Regions from separate parts of the Homo sapiens genome. Here region 2 is linked to region 1. Evidence: chromatin contacts called from ENCODE Hi-C or POLR2A ChIA-PET data. All regions are on one chromosome and are shown on one strand. The core of a region is the stretch at or near the end of the contact, and the rest is flanking DNA. Distances in the headings are between cores, read along the strand shown. Region 1 has its middle 4.1 kb from the start of LINC03066. Region 2 has its middle 40 kb from the start of DUSP22.

Region 1 (3,256 bases), core at 363-2,862:
AGTGGCTCATGCTTGTAATCTCAGCACTTTGTGAGGCTAAGGTAGGCAGATCACCTGAGGCCAGGAGTTCGAGACCAGCCTGGGCAACATGGTGAAACCCCGTCTCTACTGAAAATACAAAAATTAGCCAGGCCTGATGGCCCATGCTTTTAATCCCAGCTACTCGGGAGGCTGAGGCAGGAGAATCACTTGAACCCAGTAGGCGGAGGTTGCAGTGAGCCGAGATCACACCACTGCACTCCAGCCTGGGCAACAGAACAAGACTTCATCTCAAAAAACAAACAAACAAACAAACAAAATAAACCCCACAAAATTTAAAATTCTTTGTAGAGTAGAAATGATGCTCTGGGAAAATACCCCCTGGGCAGGTGGTGGCTGCACATCCACTCTGGGAAAGACTCTTCAGCTCGAAGATGGAGACCCTCTTTTCCTGCTCTCACACAACATGGGGATAACGTTGACGCGTTCTTGGTAGGCAGTGCAGTAGGCAACATATCCAGACGCTGGGTGCCAGTGGTAGGCAGGAGAAACCACCGAGTGGGAGCAGATTTTCAGAAAAGGGAAACTAGAAAAAAACTTCCCAGCTGTGTCTCAGACAGGCCCTGTGGTCTGAGCTCCCATCCTTGACAAATGAGATTACTGAATGCGTGTTTAGCAGTTCCAAACGCTATTCATGATCCGACGTGACCCTCTAGTCTCTCAGACAGAGCGCAGCCCTGTTGCACAGGTGTGGAAATGGAAGCAAACAGGGAAGGTAACTTGCTGAAGGTCACACAAGCAGGACCTCGAACCATGGCCCCTAACACCGATCGGGCACTTCTTCCCCTGTTCTGTTTCTCCTCTCTGGGACCTAAAATCCCTAAAAATTCCCTAAAAGTGGAGGTGTGCTGGAAGAGTCACAGATGGCTCTGTTTTGTTTATCAGGAAATTGAGCAAGGTGCCTAACGGAAACCAAAAGGGCACCGGGGCACGTACACATGCCCTGACTTTGTTTCTCTCTTTGGCTGGTGTAACTGCTGCTACATGGACAGCGGAGCACACTGATGACTTCACAAGACTGATGCTGAGCGCCCCTCCTTGCGGCAGATCCTGCACCTCCTTCTTCTCCACACTCACTTGCAGGCATAGGTTGCTGCCTGGCTGGTTCCATGTCACCGGGTCTCTACCCTGAGCCCGTTGCAACACAGTCAGGGCTCCCAGGGTAAACTATGCTGGGAGTCCCCTAGGAAGAAGAAAGGGGAAGGGCTGAATTCTAAAGAAAGCCCAAGACCTCTTCATGAAGCACCTCTCTTTCTCTGCTTTAGAGATTGCCCCAGGGCTGCTGGGGCCGAGCACCAGCTCCCCATCAAGGCCCTGGAGAGGCGCTGGCAGCTTTCTGTCTTCTCTGCAGACCTTTGGTTCCTCCTGCCCCTCGTCCTTGGCAGAAGGAGCCTCAGTTTCCCAGTCTGTAAGGTGCCAATAATCATAAGCTACCTCAATGGTGTTTTCCTTTGAATTTTGAGAATTTTGAGAATGGAAACTTGACTATCTTCATCTCTCTTCCTATACCCCCCATTGACACGTGAATCAGCGTTTCTCAGAATACTGCAGGTTTGGAGTGTGTGTGGCGGAGGAGGGCGGAGCAGCGTGGAAGGTGGAGAGGTGGGCGGTGTCGGGGATATCAGCAGGGCAGTGGGCATTGGAGGGGTGCCCTTGGCCTCAGCCACAGGGCCGTTCCAGAGCCCTGCGTGGGCGAGGCCAGGGCGGCGCGTGATGGTGCCCTCCGAGAAGCACTGGGACCAGCAGGAAAGGCTGCCTGCCGGTGCGCAGGAAAAGGGAAGAGAGCCGGGGAATTGCTTTTTGACCCGTAAGGGAGCGTTTCTTGGTGGATGGGGAAATCAAAAAATTGACTACGGTGTAGTCAGCTACATCGTGTACCAATTTTCAAATACCGGTGAGATCAGTAAAAAGAGAAAGGGAAGGAGATCACAGATAGCATGAAACCAAGCCATCAATAATGAAAGTACCACTGGTTACTGAGCAGCGTCTGCTTCTAACTGACTTTGCTGGGGGAGGGGCGGGACAGGTACAAGCAAAAACAGCAACGACAGCGCAGCAGTTGCTTCATGTGAGTAATAATTGAATGGTACGAGGCTCTTCCACATTCATGTATTGAAGGCCCAAGTGCGGCCAAGGTCTCCCTGGTTCCTGAGGTTTGTTTCATGCTGGGTTCCTTATACTCCAGATGTCGGGAGGGACCCTCAGGGGCCGAGGTGCCCACACCTGTGCTCCCTGCATGACAGACTTCCTGGGGTCTTGGCTCCCAGTCTGTCCTCATCCTCTACACACACCCAAATGTGGAAGTCACCCCCAGCTTGAGTGAATCCCACACCCTCAGACCATTGGCCATGATATTACGTGTGTTGCAAAATATCAAGGATTCAGCTGAGAGGCTCTCGCAGTGGACGGCTCAGAGGCCGAGTCACACACTGCCCAGGCTTTCCCTGGGGGGCCCTGGCCCGGGGGCCCCCTGCCTTAAGATGCCCTTCCTCTCCTCCCTCAGTCTCCCACTGTCTTCAACTCGGGCCCTCACTCTGCTTATCATAGACCCCAAAATGCCTCTGCTCAAACAAATGGCTTGACCTGTTAGCGATATAGAAAAGTGAGCGGATCCTTTGAACATGTTCGTTTCTCCTTTTCTCCACCCACCCTGCGCCGTTTCCCATTTCTCTAAGTGCCTGGAATGTGTGGAGAGTCTCCTGATGATATGATGCCAGCTGTGCCCAGCTCCCTGGAACACAACATAGGGAATTAACCAGTGTGTTCCTCTTTCCTCCGTTAGTGAAAATGAGTACTATTTAATAATGCAGTGACACAGGATTTGTTGCTGTTGCAGCACTTGCATGGCCATGCTCACCTTCACACCACGCGGAGGCCAAAGGCATTGTTCCCTCAGCTGCGGCCCTCTCCCCTCAGCAGCCCTGGCCATTCCACCATGGTGTAGTCCTCCTGCCCTTCTCCATCCTTCTGAATCCCATTCTGCCAGCTCCAGGGCTGCACGCCCTCTGGAATGACCACCCGCAGCTAGCCCAAGCTGCTCCTGCTGTTTATTTTCTTTGCACTTTGTTTAATTATTTCCCACATCTTGGTCCTCTCTCCTTGATTTCAGATGGATTGCTGAAGACAGAGTGTATTTGTGGCTCCGCTCAGGCTGTACACAGACAGGGGCACTCAGCATCCGTGGGTCGTATTTCATTCTAGGGCCAGGAGCGCGGGC
Region 2 (3,256 bases), core at 197-2,696, 42 kb after region 1:
AGTTTATTTTGTGGCATGCTTAGAATTTTTAATATTAGATCATGTCATCTACAAACAGAGATAGTTTTACTTCTTTCTTTCCCATCTGATGTCTTTCACTTTTCTTTCTTGTCTAATTGTCCTGGCTTGATCCTCCATTGCAATGTTGAATAGAAGTGGTGAGAGTGGACTTCCTTAGGGCAAAAACATTCTGTCTTTTACCACATGTGTAATGTTAGGTGTGGTTTGTTTGTAGATTCCCTTGATCAGGTGGAGGAAGTTCCCTTCTATTCTTAGTTTTTGTGTGTTTGTATTATGAAAGATTGTTAAATTTTGTAAAATGCTTTTTTTCCCATCTCTTCAGATGACTATGTGGTTTTGTTGTCATGCTATTAATACAGTGCATTACATTGACTGATTTTTCAAAGTTAAAGCATCCTTATCTTCTTTGGATGAATCTCATTGGATTCAGTTTGTGTTTTGTTGAGGATGTTTGTATTGATATGTATAAGGGATATTGGTTTGTACTTTTCTTATGATATCTTTGACTGGTTTTGGTATCAGGGTAATACTGGCGACATAGAATAAGGTGAAAAGTGTTTCCTCCTCTTCTCTTTTTAAGAGTTTATGAGAGGGTCCGGGCGTGGTGGCTCATGCTTGTAATCCCAGCACTTTGGGAGGCTGAGGCAGGCGGATCGCTTGAGGTTGAGAGTTCGAGACCAGCCTGACCAACATGGAGAAACCCCATCTCTACTAAAAATACAAAATTAGCCAGGTGTGGTGGCACATGCCTGTAATCCCAGCTACTCAGGAGGCTGAGGCAGGAGAATTGCTTGAACCCGGGAGGTGGAGGTTGCAGTGAGCCGAGATCACACCACTGCACTCCAGCCTGGGCAACAAGAGCGAAACTCCGTCTAAGGAAAAAAAAAAAAGTTTATGAGAGATTGTTGCTAATTCTGCATTTGATAGAATTCACCAATGAAGCCATGTGAGTCTGAGCTTTTTGGTAGGAAGTTTTTAATTACCAATTCAATCTCCTTACCTGCTACATGTCTATTCGTATTTCTTATTTACCCCTCTCTCGGCTTCAATAGTTTGTGTCTGGTATACACATGTTAAAATAAAAATGTTAATTTGAAGTTTCTCCCCATCCCTGTCATCTACCTATCCTCCTTATTACTTGGGCTCATCTCCTTGACAGCAACTATAGGAAAAACAAGAAAGCAAAAATATTATCTCTTTACATGCGACAGATTCCTTTGGATTTTGCTCCCCCATGGCTTCTTTTGATATGTTTGGTCTCCTAGCCCCTCCTCTTTAAAACTTCTCGACTCTAGAAAAACACAGAAGAAAAAGACTGAGCGAGAGAAAGAGAAAGATTGTTCTAGTGAGATTTGAATCCATTCTGTAGTGCCACATGGATAAAAAGTAGGCCTATCAAATGTCACAAATGGGCTTGACTCACTTGGCATCTCAAAGCCCTTATGACATGTAACTGCTAGCAAAGGTGTGATGATTCATATCTTCAGCAGAATTGAGAACATGAAACTCTACTTTGCCTTCCTCCTTAGAATTGTTCAGAGGAAATGTTATTTCTTCCCTGAAAGTTGGTTGCAAGTTTCTTTCCTTTCTTACTGAATGAAATGTCACATATATTGATAGATGACCACTTTCACACAGAGCTAGGTAAATAAGATTATGATTCTTATATTAATTCCAGAGTGATGATTTGATAAAGAGAGGAGATAATCCATCATTTCATCCTTGCAACAGAGGTCTCAATTTTGTTGTTATTAGAAGGAGATGAATTATTTTTTCTTTAATATACTTTAAAAAACAAAACCAACCACCATCAGCAACAAAAATACTCTCTAAACTTGTGTTTAAACTGCAGCGGAAAAAACTATTTTAGTGAACTTAGCATTTTCCTAGTATTACCTCACCTCAGGATTTGAGTTTTCCAATGACTGTGGCAGTGCCTTGTTATTTTTAGGGATTCGACAGCCTTTTCTGCAAACCGTCCCCTTAAACTCTCCCTCATCTACCTCTGCATTGTGATTATCTCATATATCAAAAAGTTTCTTTTTCTCTAAGATGAAGCTGGCTTATCTTTATTCAGTCTAGAAGATTTGATTGCACAGAAATGATCTAATAGTTGCCCACCGAAGGATTTCACTGCACCCGAACTCATTCAAAATGCTTCCTTAGTCAGTTTGTTCTTGTTTTCCTTCTAAGTTTTGCATGCTTCTTAAACCCTGTTTCAGAAAGTCAAAGAAACATACCTTCTCATTCATTTAAACAACACTGAAGGACCTGAAAAAGCCTGTCCTTAATTATTTCATAACTGAAACGAAAACAAATTTTAGCATGTCAGTCTGATCTTGTAAGCCATACACAGGAAACCCAAGGTCAGCGTAGAGTGTCTTATTCTAGAATGGTAAGCCAGGCATTATTGTTTCTATTATTCTATAAATTACAGCTGACATGCATGTATGACAGCTTAACACAGATATTAAACAGACCAAAGAGACTTTCAATTTCTACCTACAGTGACAGATTATTTATCTCAACAGGTAAAATCATAATAAATCCAAAACTCTTAGGGATGCCATGAAGTGTTTATTTTCTAGTTGGAGAGGAAATTATGTTGGCACCTTAATTACGCTTTATTTTACTGTTTCATTCATGGGCCTCGGTTGCACAGAATCAGATGACTCATAATTCTTGCTTCACCACACACTTCCCCACTGGCCCATGCACGGCCCTTTTCTATTAATTTACTCATTTATTTATTTCTAATAATACAAAAAAAACACCCACGGACCCACCACCCATCACCACTGATCCATAAGCCAGGACTATGAATTTTTTTTTTTTTTGAGACACAGTCTCACTCTGTCGCCCAGGCTGGAGGGCAGTGGCATGACCTCGGCTCACTGCAACCTCTGCCTCCCAGGCTCAAGCAATTCTCCTGCCTCAGCCTCCTGAGTAGCTGGGATTACAGGCATGCGCCATCACACCCGGCTAATTTTTGTGTTTTTAGTAGAGACAGGATTTCATCATGTTGGCCAGGCTGATCTCGAACTCCTGACGTCAGGTGATCCCCCCACCTCAGCCTCCCAAAGTGCTGGGATTACACACGTGAGCCACCATGCCCTGCCGGACAATGACAATTTAACTCAGATTTTCTGCTCCTTTGCGACCTTCTGTCCCTGCTTCGCCCCACCTGACTCGCAGGCTGGTAACTGTGACTCTAAATCCTTGTCCATCATTCCCT

Evidence for each region. Hi-C counts contacts between places; a loop is a spot of excess contacts on that map. ChIA-PET counts read pairs that join two places held with the same protein, here RNA polymerase II (POLR2A). Pooled maps may share reads with other maps.
Region 2: a loop to region 1 is called in a pooled map, with 5 times the contacts of the local background. The contact joins two enhancer-like sites. A Hi-C loop is called at or near these places in 2 of 37 single-sample maps with no recorded cell type and 8 of 50 pooled maps. POLR2A ChIA-PET finds 5 or more read pairs at or near these places in 10 of 52 experiments (CD4-positive, alpha-beta T cell, CD8-positive, alpha-beta memory T cell, GM12878 and 6 more).

The regions. Positions count from the first base shown.
Region 1 is chr6:207,964-211,219 of GRCh38, forward strand. No RefSeq gene overlaps it. Among named protein-coding and RNA genes, the nearest start is that of LINC03066, 4.1 kb to the left of the region's middle. RefSeq lists enhancers at 1,248-1,297, 2,109-2,308. Within about 2 kb of position 1,613, at least 2 of the 41 ENCODE cell types and tissues checked have a DNase peak (open chromatin) inside an H3K27ac peak, as active enhancers do; they include GM12878, where a contact is called at or near this core.
Region 2 is chr6:250,630-253,885 of GRCh38, forward strand. No RefSeq gene overlaps it. Among named protein-coding and RNA genes, the nearest start is that of DUSP22, 40 kb to the right of the region's middle. RefSeq lists an enhancer at 1,495-1,564. Within about 2 kb of position 1,447, at least 2 of the 41 ENCODE cell types and tissues checked have a DNase peak (open chromatin) inside an H3K27ac peak, as active enhancers do; they include GM12878, where a contact is called at or near this core.